2 separate regions of the Homo sapiens genome follow, and region 1 is linked to region 2. A link is a contact called in ENCODE Hi-C data. All regions are on one chromosome and are shown on one strand. The core of a region is the stretch at or near the end of the contact, and the rest is flanking DNA. Distances in the headings are between cores, read along the strand shown.

Evidence for each region. A loop is a pair of places that touch in the nucleus more often than their neighbours do. Pooled maps may share reads with other maps.
Region 1: a loop to region 2 is called in a map of CD8-positive, alpha-beta T cell, with 7 times the contacts of the local background. The contact joins the promoter of WDR5-DT here to the promoter of VAV2 in region 2. A Hi-C loop is called at or near these places in 1 of 168 maps with a recorded cell type or tissue (CD8-positive, alpha-beta T cell), 3 of 37 single-sample maps with no recorded cell type and 13 of 50 pooled maps.

Annotation. Positions count from the first base shown.
Region 1 is chr9:134,134,459-134,140,900 of GRCh38, reverse strand. WDR5-DT (WDR5 divergent transcript) reads left to right here and starts at 4,919. Exons shown (of 2, transcript NR_186420.1): 1 at 4,919-5,715. WDR5 (WD repeat domain 5) reads right to left here and starts at 4,819. Exons shown (of 14, transcript NM_017588.3): 1 at 4,701-4,819; 2 at 943-1,081; 3 at 90-198. The coding sequence starts at 1,023. RefSeq lists enhancers at 3,838-4,762, 5,669-5,778 and silencers at 4,689-4,868, 5,309-5,478.
Region 2 is chr9:133,987,076-133,993,747 of GRCh38, reverse strand. It overlaps VAV2 (vav guanine nucleotide exchange factor 2), which reads left to right and starts at 1,424. Exons shown (of 30, transcript NM_001134398.2): 1 at 1,424-1,673. The coding sequence starts at 1,470. RefSeq lists enhancers at 112-301, 198-925, 1,654-2,381, 2,382-3,109, 3,110-3,837 and 2 more and silencers at 712-1,021, 1,122-1,221, 1,282-1,431, 1,702-1,791, 1,832-2,271.

The sequences.
Region 1 (6,442 bases), core at 3,670-6,169, 140 kb before region 2:
AGGTGAGGAAGCAAGCCATCCCCTCGCCAGCTTTTTGTCTGCAGCTCAGACCGCCTCTCCCAGCAGCTAAGGGCCTCAGTGCTACGTACATGAACTTGCCAGCCACTCTCCATTCGGGCTGAATTTCACGGAGGACACTGCTTTGGTGTGGCCAGCAAGGGTGAACTTTAGAGCATAGTTTGGCTTCACAGGTGTAGGCTGCAGGAAAGACCAGTTAGCAAAAAGTCACCACCACTGTACGTTCCACCCGTGACCAGTTTGGATTTTGACTCCCACCATTTAATTTCAGCTCAGATCTTTAGAGCTCCAAATCCACATGCCCAGTGCCTTCCACCAATCTCTATGTGGACAGTACCTTTCAAGTGGAACACATCTGAATCTGAGCCCACTACTTCCCCACAAGACCTCCTCTTCTGTAGTCTCCAAACTCAGCACCAACAGCACCAGCCGAGCCAGAAACGTGAGGCCCCCCTCAATCCACCTCATCCCCCCACCTCAATCCCACCTGTGATCCTGCTACAGCACAGGAGGCCCCCACCAGCTCTGGCCTTGGTCCAGCGCCCCACCCTCCGACCCCGAACACTGAAGCCCTGCTCCCTTTGCTAAAGGTCTACGGGAGGGCTTGCAGAACTGCCTGTGCGTCAGGATCGCAGCCAGGGTGGGGGCAACTATAAAGAGATGTTTTCTGGTTCCTACAGAGACTCTTACAATCAGAACCAAGAATCTGTATTTTTGATAAAAGGCTCTCTCCTCCAGGTGACAGATTTGGGATCCCTGACACAGCAGGCAACAAGCATTCGCCAGATATGCGGTCAGTAAATAAAAATTAGCAGTGACATTTAACTGAGTAGGGAAGACTAGGCTTATGAGCTTGAGATGTTTCCGAGACTCTCTAAGCGTATTTGCCCCCGGAAGGTGTCCAAGGGGCCCCTGGGCACGCACCTTGCTCTGAGTGGCGGATGACGAAGGGGTTGGCTGTGCTCTGGCGGCCTCGGTCTCGGGCTTCTTCTCCTCCGTCGCCATGGCTCTGACGCTGGCCGCACAGGAGACAAGGGTGGAGGGACCCGGTGACAGAGGCAGTCTGTTGAGCGAGATGCAGAACAGGGAGCCAAGAAACAAACTATATTTTAAAAAATTGATTTCCAAGAAAAAGGATGAAAAGAAAAACATTTGACTACCATATTGAGCCCTGTAGCAAACAAACCATTCCAAATTGAGGACCCTATTAATTCCCCTAAGTCCTTGCTAATACTTTCCAGCTGCTCCGCTGACACCCCTGCGCTCTCCCCTTTTGTCATCATAATGAAAGACCCCACCCTCAAGCGTGCTTCTTATTTTGTTATCCAGAAGTCTGTAAGAATGCAGCAGTTTGTGCAAACAAAATGCAGTTTTCTTCAAAGAGCCCTGGACACATTAAAAAAAGAACAGCAAAAGGTTTCCTGACAGAAAGCTAACACGCCAAATGACAGAAGACTGAGCTTCAGGGTGTAGAAATTTGGGATCACATCCAAATCCTAAAATGCACCCCAAGTGACGCAATCACGTTCACAGCCACGTTTGAAAACACAAGCACGGGCACCCAGTGGTCTACGCCTCATGGGGGGGCTCCAGTGCCTCCATGCACAGGCTGCTGGCCCGAGGCTGCCTTCCAGCATGCTAACAGCTCACAGGGCTCGCGCACTCAGTGAGGAGCCACAAAACACAGAGATGAGAGCAAGCCAGAGGCAGCTCTGCCTGCTGGAATTTCCACATCCTGCCTTCTGGAAAAGCAGCCTCAAGTACACCAACGATATTCTACGAGCAGGACTCACACTGCAGGGGAACGAAAAAAGACTGCAGTTCAATCGGTTTCACCTTGACAATGAAAATTATCCCAAATCTGTACAGTAAGCAGCTAGTTTCCTCTACCATGGGAATAGATTCATTACTTCAATACATCTCATAAAAGCACAACAGGTTACTTGGAAAGGAGGGACAGCATTTTTAAAAGGGAAAGCCACTGAGACATGCTTGCAAATACCACTGGCCATCGGAATCCCAGAAGCTAGCACTACCATCAATCTAATGAGTTTACACACTGTAAATTCTAGCTTGGAGCTTGGAACTGAAATCTTGCACAGGCTGATTGTAACACTAACGCGAAATGGAAGGCATTAAAAAGCATGTCTCAAAGTCTTCATCCAAGAGGAAGGCAGAGAAATTACAACACCCACTTTGCAGAGAACAGGTGTGGCCACCGCTCCATTTCACCTGCAGCAAAGATTCCCTGCGCAAAGATGGATCACGCTGCATCTAGGGCCGAGTACAGTACAAGAGAGGGGGAGAGGAGGGGCAGGCCCTGTAGCGCTGCCCAGGGGACAAAGTGCCAGTACAAAACCGGTCCTCGGTAAATGCCAGCTACGTGGTACTTGTCATTAGTGCAACCTAGCCATGCCAATTTAACCCAACTGCTGCATTTTCCTTGGCAGGCTGGACAAATACAGGGAGAGAGAGGAACTAAGGAAATCCAAGCAAAAAGCTGCAAAGTCCACTATAACAGTCCTAGCGTTAGACAGCCAGGCCAGGGCCAGAGCTGAGTGAACTGTGCCCATGCCCTACCCAAGCGAAACACCAGAGGAACAGAAGGCGAAATAGGCAGCTCAGAAGGCCGAGCAGCTCCTGTCAGCATCAACTCACCTGGGTGAGTCTAGACGCCTGGAAACACCCTCAGAGGAGGAACAACAGATAGGCGGTCTTACAAAAAAGGTGTCCAGCCCCTCCCAGCTCAAGCCCAACCTGCCCCAACCTTTGGGCTCAAAAAACATGAACATGTAAAAGAAACAAACAAAACAACCTTAACTTGACTTTTAAGAATATGATGGCTGGGCACAGTGGCTGACGCCTGTAATCTCAGCACTTTGGGAGGCTGAGGTGGGCAGATCACGAGGTCAGGAAGTTCAAGACCAGCCTGACCAGCATGGAGAAACCCCCTCCCTACTAAAAATACAGAAATTAGCCGGGTGTGGTGGTCGGTCCCTGTAATCCCAGCTACTCGGGAGGCTGAGGCAGGAGAATCACTTGAAACCAGAAGGCAGAACCAAGATTGCGCCACTGCACTCCAGCCTGGGCCAAACAGTGAAACTCCGTCGGGGGGTGGCGGGGAATGCAATTTCTTGACCCAACACACCCACCAAGTTTCTACGTCGGTGGGGTCTAGGCTTGGCGTGTTTTTTTTTTGTTTTTGTTTTTTTTTTGAGACACAGTCCAAAGAGTCCAGGTGCACGATCTGGGCTCACTACAACCTCCACCTTCCGGGTTCAAGTAATTCTTGCGCCTCAGCCTCCAGTTTAGCCGGGATTACAGGCGCGTACCACTACGCCCGGCCAATCTTTTGTATTTTTAGTAGAGACGGAGTTTCGCCATGTTGCCCAGGCTAGTCTCGAACTCCTGACCTCAGGCAATCCGCCCGCCTCAGCCTCCCAAAGTGCTAGGATTACAGGCGTGAGCCACCGCGCCGGGCCAAGGCTTGGCATTTTCATGAACACTCAGGTGTCTCTGTGGAACAATCCTTTTGAGAGAACAGGAAGGTTGGAGACTTGATCTTGAGGAAAGCGGGGGCCAAGGTTACGGGAACGGTGATGAATTGGCGGCCCCTAGACCAGATGCTGCCTGGCTCCTCCTAGCAGCCACTGCTTTTCATCCAGGTAAGCCTGACCACCTGAAGCCGAGCAACCAAACCTCAGTGTGCCCTCCTGGACTGCATGCCACAGGCCGATTCCTGAGTCCCTCAGTCCCTGAGGTGGAGCCCAGGAATCTGCCTGTGACATGCAGTCAGAAAAGCATACTGTGTGCAAAGACAGGAATTAATCTGCATCTTAAACACCAGCCGGGTGGCCGGCCCAACAGAGGTGGGGACCTGGCTCTCCCTATCTGAGATCCTGGACAGGCTCCCCGCCTGGGTCCTTCGCTTTCCTGTCTTCCCCACCGGCTAGGACAGCACCTGCCCAGGTCACAGATTAAACTAGCATTTGAGGAGATGGGTAAACGGACCGGGGTGAGTGGAAACTTGCAAGCGAGACAGCAGGGAGTGTCGTTAGCGATGTAACAGGCCGACCTCTGTTTGGTCCGGGAACGTAACCGCTCAAAATGGCTCTCGCAGACCGGCCAGGACAGGTCTGCGGCCCCGCGCGAGGAGGCACGGTGGGCCTACCGTTCAGGACCGAGGACCCGCACCCCAGGACCCCACCTAGCGAGCTGCAGCCTGGCTGCCTCGGGTTGGGGTGAGCGGCGGGAGCGGGCTGGGGGCGTTTCTACGAGGAGGGGAAGCGCACCTCGTCCAGGGACTGAGTGGCTTGGTGGGTCTGGGGTCCTTCCCTGAAGGGGCAGTGGAGGGAGAGGGGCGATGTGAGGCCGGGCACGCTGCCTGCGGGAAAGAGGACCCAGTGCCGGCGCTCTGGCCTTGTCAGCGGTCCGCCGGGGAGGCGGAGGTGGGGGCGCGAGTGGGGGCGGACCGGGTGGAGGGAACTGCGCGCGCGGCCGTCCACCGAGGGGCCGGGGCGGGGGTCCCGGGCGGGGCCGCTGCAGCGGGAGCAGCGCCCGGGGCTGGGCCTGGCCCGAGGCCCGGCGGGGAACACGTGCGGCGGCCGGGTGCGGTTTGGAAGCTTCTGGCGCCGCCCCGCTGCCCGCCTTGTGTTCCCCGGGCCGGGCGGCTGCCCGCTTACCTGCCGGGCCGCGGCGGCGGGGCCGGGCGCTCGGGGCGTCGCGTCGGCCGCCGCCTGGGCGGGAGCGCGGACTCAGCTCGACAAGGCGGCAGCTCGGGCGGGCGCCAGGCGGCGGGGGCGCAGTGCGCGTGCGCGAGGGGAGGGGGCGGTGTCCGGGGGGCGGGGCGAGCTCACAAAGCCGGCCTCTCGGAGGAGCGCTACGGGCAGCGACAGCGGCCAGAATGCCTCGGGCCGGCCCAACGCTTTAAAGGGACAGCACGGGGCGCGCGCTTCCCGCTTAAAAGCTTTAATCCCCGAATTTGACTGGTGCAGGCCCTTCTAATGCACTTCCTAAAAACTGAAGTATAATAATACATACAGGAAAGTGCTAGTGTGCCCTCGCGTTTCCACAGACAGCACGCCCTGTACACAGACACCAGCGGCCCTCCGGGACCTGCGCAGGTGGCGTCGCCCGGCGTTGTCTCCGGAGTCGATTCGGGCCGGGGCACCTCCCCGGGCGACCAGGCCCCTTCTTGATCATCGCTGGTACGGATGAGAGCGGCAGTGGGCATTTGGAAAGCACCTGGGGCCGCGCCCGGGCGCAGTGCCCCCATGTGGCCTCCCACCCCGGGCGGGCAGGACGATTCCTGCCCATCTGGAAGACCAGGAACCTGCGCGTTCACAGGGTTCGGAAGCCCGGGCTGCGCCTTCCCGCGGGGCCGGCTGCCGGGCTGGGGGCTCTTCCCGCCTCTGCATGCACAGAGCCCGCGGTGCACGAACCTGCTCCCCGCCAGCCCCGCGGACTGGCAGGGCCGCTCTGGAGTCACCCGCGCCCGCTCCGCAGTGCGCAAACTCACTTCGCAGCGGGCTCTCCCGGGGCCAGCCCTTCCCTCCTGGGCGGGCATTTTCACCTCCAGGTACAAGGGGGTGGTCCCCAGAGGAGGACTCAGGGGCTTAAGGAGAAGCTGAGGCCCGGTCCTCTGGCCTCAACGACTGCACATTCTCGCCGCCTGCTTCACTTCTTAGAGCCTTGGAGGTAGGCATGGCCTCCCTATCCCCTCAGCTAGGCCTGTGGGTAGAATAACATACAGTCCCTTATTCTCCAATTAAAAATGGGAACACAGAATATGACACAGGAACCCATGCAAACAAAGGGATAGAGCATTTGAAATAAAAATGCCAAGGAGGGTGAGGTGAGCGGTTGTCAGAGAGGTGGAACCGGAAGACTGGCAGTTGGTCTGGAGTCCCCTTCCCAGGAAGGACACAGAGAAGGCAAGGTCCCTGTCTGGTCCTTCAGGGCTCCATATGGATTTGTGTGCCCAAGAGGCCGGATCCCTTGGGCCAGGTGCCCTGGAGCATGGAGTGGTGACAGTCACAGGTTAGCAAACCCAGTTCGGATGAAGAAGCGCATCTTTATCTCCGTCCACCTGGCCGCCTGGGCCGGAATCCCGAGCCCGTGACACGCTGCTCTCCTTCCACCCCACCTCAGCTCTCAGATCGTCCACTTCTCTCCCTCCCCACCCCAGCCCTACCTCCCACCTGGGTCTTTTCTAAACCTCCAAACAGAGAAACTCCTAAAAATCCAGCTCTGATCTGTCACTCCCCAGTTTAAAACTCAGAACCAGCTTCCCACTGCCCTCAATTCCCTAATTCCCACTGCTCAATTCGGCTAAAGTGCTTACCAGACCCCGCCTCCTCTTCCAACCTAGCACCGGCTCCCAAACTGCAGTCCTGGTTCCAGCCCCAAAACAAAAATATTTCCA
Region 2 (6,672 bases), core at 175-2,674:
GGAGTCCAGGGTGGGAGCCCTCAGACACCGCACCCCAGCCTCCGGGCTGAGCCAGTCTCAGAGAAGGGCTTGGACTTGCCTGGTGTCCCCCAGTGAATCAGCAGTGAAAACCCGCGGTTCCCGGCAGCTGAGCCAGGATCCATATAATTTCAGTTGCAGAATCTGTTTGTCCTTGAAGCCCCTCCTACCGTCACACGTTGCCAGCTGGACAGACCGCGCCCCCACCACCCAGGGTGTGGCCTAGAAGGGAGATCAGGGCGGATCAGCACCGGGGCCGGCTGCGACCCTGGGCCGGAGAGCACCTTCCTGCCCTCACTCATGTCACGCATTCCGCCCTGGACGCCAGGAACTGCCCGCTGGGCAGCTGCGAGTGGCCAGGACTTTGGCCAAAAGCTGGGGAATCCTGGCCTTTATGCAGGGTCGGGGGTCTTCCTATGGGCCCCCGGCCAGGGCGGAGGACAGGAAGAGGGCTCTGGGAGTCCTGGGCCCGTGTGCCTTCAGCCTCAGCCTCGGGTATCCCGCCGGGGCGGCTTGATGGGCCAAGGGGGCTCAGTAAGCTTCGGCCCAGCCCGGTGCCCTCTCCCGAGTCTGTCGTTACCGAACGGCCATGCGAGGGCGCCCAGCGCGACAGGGACCACCTCCTGACCTCCACGGAGGACCAAAGGCACCCGGGGGGACGCCCGGCCATCACTCCACGGGCGAGGTCGCTCCCCCAGGGAGAAGGGCTCCCCAAAGTCCGAGCGCCCTTGGAGAAAGTCGGCCGGACCTGGGCCTGCGCCGCAACCCCCGCCCACCGCAACTTTCGCGGGCGGTAGCGGGGCAGGAAGTGGGGGGGCGGGGGCGGCGCTTGGGACACGGGGAGGTGCCAGGCGAGTGCTCCGGCCCCGCCCCTGCCCCGCCCGGCCGTGGCCGCGCCCCCTGCGCCCCCAGCGCCCCGGAGCCGTGGAGCCGCCGAGCCGCCGAGTCGTCGAGTCGCAGCGCCGGGCGTGGGGACTGCGGGTGGGGCGAACAAAGCGGCGGCGACGCGGGCGGCCCAGGCCCGGGACGCGCGGAGCGAGCGACCCCGCCGGGCCTTTGTCTCGGGCGGGGCAGGAGCCGCGGCGGCCGCGGGGCGCCCCGAGCGCAGAATGCGGCGCCCGGCGGCGCGGATTGGGGAGCGCTGCGGCGACTGGCTGCGTGGAGCCCGGCCCGGGGCCCGCAGGCACTTGCGTGTGTGAAGCGGGGAGATCCGGCGCGCTGCCCGTTGCCCGCCCCGCGGCCGCACGTGGGCGGGAGCGGCGGCCCGAGAGGAGCCCGAGGAGTAGGAGGAGGAAGAGGAGGGGACGCACGGCGGCGCAGCGGGGGACCTGGGGCAGCCCGCGCGAAGCCCCGCCCCGGCCCTGAGCCCCGCGCGCGCGCGGGCGGGATGCCCCGCGGCCGCTGCACTTTGGCTCGAGCACTGCCCTGAGCCGGTCGGGCCCGCGGGCGCCATGGAGCAGTGGCGGCAGTGCGGCCGCTGGCTCATCGATTGCAAGGTCCTGCCGCCCAACCACCGGGTGGTGTGGCCCTCGGCCGTGGTCTTCGACCTGGCGCAGGCGCTGCGCGACGGGGTCCTTCTGTGCCAGCTGCTGCACAACCTCTCCCCCGGCTCCATCGACCTCAAGGACATCAACTTCCGGCCGCAGATGTCCCAGGTGAGCGCCCGGCGGGCGGGAGGGCCCCGGGGAGGCGGCGTTCGCGCTGCCCGACGCGCGGACTGAACGCGGAGGTCGCAGCGGCGGCGGCCCAGGCGCCCTGGCTGGGGCGGCCGGGCTCCGGGACGCGGGCGGGCGGCTGGAGGGTGCGCCCCGGGCCTCCGAGACGCGACCTCAGGAGGCGCGAAGTTGGCCAAAGTCCCCTCAGCCTGGGTCGCGCCGCCGCCGCCCGCGGGCACTGCTCTGGTGCGCCGGTTCCGCGGTCTGCGCGGCCTGGGATGGGGGAGGCTCCGGCGCTGCGCTCGCTCTGCGGGGCCCTGCGAGTGGCCCCTCATTTCCCAGGGAGCCTGCCGAGCCGGGTGTGCGCGTCGTGGGTCGCATCCTTGGGCCTCGCGCCTCCTGGCCGGACGCCGGTGGAAGAGCGGGCGCGGTCGCTGCGCCGGCCCGGGGCGCGGCTGGAGGGCCCGGGAGGGGCGCGGGGCGGGAGCCCTCGGGGCCGGAGGGAGCTGGGTTGGCCCCGGGCACCGCCCCCTCGCCGGCCTCCGCCTCTTCCCGGACCCGGACCCGGGCCACTTGGCGCCAGTCCTGGCTCCCGGGTCGAGCCGCCTCGAGGATCCCCAGGGCCACTTGGCCCCAGTCCTGGCCCCCATCGCTTTCCCAACACCCCCACCCCTCCTTCGGGCGCTGAGTGTGGCCTTTGTCGCGGCGGAGGCACGCGTGCGGCCGCAGGGCCAGGCAGGAAAATGCCTGCCCAGCCGAACGAAGCTGCTTTTCTTGGCCTCTTAAGAGGGAACTTGGCTAAGACTTGAGAGAATCGAGGCTTCCGTCCTGTTCTCCGGGGGTCGCGGAATCCTTACCGGGAGCAGCTTAGAAGAGGTCGGGGGAGGCAGAGCGGGTGGCAGCCGGGTCCACCCAGCGCCGAGGAGGTGCGGTCTTCCAGCCAGCTCAGCAGCCCCTCACCGCGCGCAGTGGCAACTCCATGTGGAGAGGGACCATTCACCAGTGGGACTTAGGACGTGGTTCCTGGGAAGGAGGGAGAGTGAGTCACCAGCGATTCCAGGCTGGGCAGCGAGGCCTCTGCCCTTTGGCGGTGACTGCGTTTCCTAGGAGACCGGGCCTTTCTCTGCCGGGTTGGGGGGCGCTGACAAAGGCAAGCCCAGAGGGGAAGGGGCCGCCTTCCCACTGGGTAATGATTACCCAGCACTGCCTGGACCGGCTTAGCAGGAGCCCTCAGAGGCCTCCCTGGGAGCCAGCGCCTCTTCCCGCAGGATGTCAGTGGTCAGGTGCAGGTGGCGGGGGTGGCGGTCACTGCTGCAGAGGGCTTCCCCGGATCTGTTCTCAGAGCCCCACGGGGACTGGGAAGTCTGGACTCCATTTTATGGCTGGAGAAACTGAGGAGAAGGGTAGCTGTTGGGGAGCAGGGCTGGGCCTCGAACCAAGGTGGCTGCCTTTGATATGAGTTCCAGGGGCTGCCCAGGCTGACTTGCTCGGGCAGGATTCCCTGCTGCTTGCAGGCTGGGGCTCAGGGCAGAGGCAGGGCAGCTGGGTCCGCACAGAGGAGGCTTGGGAGGAGCCCAGCCTTGCCTGGTGGACTCGCTGGGTCCGGGGGCTGCCCCTCCCCAGCTGTGGTTTGGGAAGATGGGAAGAGGAGGGGGCCGTGGCTGTGGCAGGTGGCTTGGCTCAGCTCCTGCACTGGAAGTTCAAGCCAGAGACTTCCTGGGGTCTCTGGAGCCATTGGCCAGGCAGCAATACGAACCCTGACAGAGGCCCCTTGAGCCCTGCTGCTGGGGGGTGGACGGGTGTCTAGGGGTCCCGCTGCTGGGCCGGTAGAGGGGTGTTTAGGGGCCCTGCTGCCGGACTCGTGGAGGGCGTGTAGGGGCCTGGATGGTAGGAGGACCAGATGGGTGTGTGTCTGTGTGGCTCTCCGCTCTGATTGAATCCTGGCACTGTCCCCTCCCAGGTAGGCAACGACCTCCAGAGCCTCAGTTTCCCCATCTCTGTCATGAGAACAGTCATAGCAGTCCCCTCGTAGCCATGCTGTGAGGATTTGCTAAGGGCAGGCACAGAAGGCACACCCTTCGCACAGTGCCCAGGAAATGACCGTCACCTGGACTGTGGCACGTAGTGCCCTGTGTCGCTGAGGCTGATCTTGCCATCCACTCCTCTGTCCCGTGGAGGGTGGGCCACCTTTGTACGGCTGTTGCCTGCACGGGGACGGCTGCAGATGCTCCCTTAACCCTCACATTGGCTGTGACAGCCCCGCCTGTTCATTCAACGTGGAGAAACCACTTTACTGCATCTGGCTGCACACAGGGGTTGGGAGAAAGACTTCGTTTCTCTGTGTGGCTGGTGTTTGTTTTCTGGGAAACTCACTTTTTTTTTTCTTTTTGGAGATGGAGTCTTGCTCTGTCGCCCAGGCTGGAGTGCGGTGGCGCAATCTCAGCTCACTGCAACCTCCACCTCCTGGGTTCAGGCGATTCTGCTGCCTCAGCCTCCTGAGTAGCTGGGACTACCGGCACGCTCCACCACGCCCAGCTTTTTTTTTTTTTTTTTTTGAGATAGAGTCTCGCTCTATTGCCCAGGCTGGAGTGCGGTGGCACGGTCCCGGCTCACTGCAACCTCCACTTCCTGGGTTCAAGCAATTCTCCTGCCTCATCCTCCCGAGTAGCTGGGATTACAGGCGCCTGCCACCATGCCCGGCTAATTTTTTGTATTTTTTGTTTTTTTTTTTTTTTGAGATGGAGTTTTGCTCTTGTTGCCCAGGCTGGAGTGCAATGGCGCTATCTCAGCTCACCACAACATCCACCTCCCGGGTTCAAGCGATTCTCCTGCGTCAGCCTCCCAAGTCGGCTGGGATGACAGGCATGCGCCACCATGCCCAGCTAATTTTGTATTTTTAGTAGAGACGGGGTTTCTCTATGTTGGTCAGGCTGGTCTTGAACTCCTGACCTCAGGTGATCCACCCACCTCGGCCTCCCAAAGTGTTGGGATTGCAGGCGTGAGCCACTGCACCCAGCCTATATTTTTAGTAGAGACGGGGTTTTACCGTGTTGGCCAGGCTGGGCTCGAACTCCTGTCCTTGTGATCCACCCGCCTAGGCCTCCCTAAGTGTTGGGATTACAGGCTTGAGCCACCGTGCCTGGCCCACGCCCAGCTATTTTTTGTATTTTTAGTAGAGGCGGCGTTTCACTATGTTGGCCAGGCTGATCTCAAACTCCTGACCTTGTGATCTGCCCGCCTCGGCCTCCCAAAGTGGTGGGATTACAGGCGTGAGCCACAGTGCCCCACCCACACCCAGCTCTTTTTTGTATTTTTAGTAGAGACGGGGTTTCACTATGTTGGCCAGGGTGGTCTCGAACTCCTGACCTCATGATCTGCTCGCCTCAGCCTCCCAAAGTGCTGGGATTACAGACGTGAGCCCCCGCGTCCGGCTGAAACTCACGTTTCTTAAGGGGTGGGGATGGGAGAGGGAAGAAGTCATCTCCACCCTTGGTGGTTGGGTCATAGAAAAATCACATCTGCCCTTTCTTACCTGCCCTGCTGTGGCCTAAGCACAAGCCTAGGTGGGGGTTGCTGCCTGTGTTTAATAGGTGAGGCCGTCAAGGTTCCGGAGAGCTTGAGTGACTCCCCATCACCCCACCACTCCTGCCCAGAGGAGTAAGTGGCAAAACCAACATAGGGATTGCAGTCTCCCTCCCAGGACTGTTTAAATAAATGATGACTGCAGGCCTTCCTAAGCTGGCTTACTCTCTTGTGGACTTTCTGAGGGATGTCCCTGGCCTCATTCTTGGGTTTTGGGTTGTCACGGTGTGTGTCTCTTTTCATGGGGTGGCAGGGGTGGGGGGTGGGTGCCTGTGATCCCTGGCTGGTGAGTTGCAGGGCCCCTCGAGCGCACACGGCGGGGAGTTGCCCACCTCCCTGCCAGTCATGGCATATGAGGCCGTCTAGCCCGGAGGCCTCTATGATGTTCCCTCCTTCCAGAATTTCCCCTGGCTTCTCATGGTGACATCCTATTTTCAGAGGACTTGGAGCGCCCCTCCCACTTTGAGTTTAATCTGGGCTGGGTTATTTGCCCTAATGGAGCATCATAGCAACGTGCATTTATGCAGCACCTGCTGTGTGCAGAGCCGGGTGCTAGGAGGTGGTCACAGAGATCCCAGTTGCCCACCTGGTCATTTCTTCTGAAGCTGGCAGGATCTACTTTATTTTATTTTGTTTTTTATCTGAAGTGCCTGGAAGCCCCGTGGGTTTAATTAAACTAATTGGGTATGGCCACAATCTGCTGACCCTAACGAGAAATCGGGTGTGTCTGGAGCAGCTTCGGTTGGGAGGTCCCGAGGTTGCCTGTGCCAGCATCAGCAGTTTGCACCCTTAAGGTACCACCCGCCGCCCAGCCTCTGACTTGCCCACATCGTCCTGGTGGCCTCCTCCTCGTAAAACACATCAGGCAGCCATTGCTGGACACCACGCAAAGGCTTGGCCCTGGGCCTGCCAGAGTCTGTCCCCCACCTCCACCTCAACTCCCTGTGCTCCCTGCCTCTTCCCGGACACGCCAGCCTGGCGATGGTTTTGGCATCCCCCCCTCCGGGCCTTTTTGATGTGTGCCATCGTGAGCTGTGCCATTGCTGGAAGACCTTCTCTCCTTCTAGCCTGGTTCTTCCTGTAGGAGCTGGTATAGGGGCTCCCTCCCCTTGGCAGCCTCCTTGGGTTTCACCCTCTCCCCACCCTGTCCTCCACGCGCTTTGAACCTCGATCTCACTCCTCCACTGTTCCAGGTTTCTCTCTGGCCTCGTGTAATGAAACTCTTTGTTTCATCACACGATACCCTTGCTGCTCCTTCTGCAAAACTCAGCAGCTGGACAGCTGGAGAGTGTGAAGGATGATCCTAATGACAGACCCAGTGTGTCTGGAGCACCTTTGTGTGGCTGCCCCCCTTCCAGGTCTGAGCCCCTCCAAGGCAGGGCCACGGCTGGGCTTCCTCCTCTCTGGGTCCCTCAGA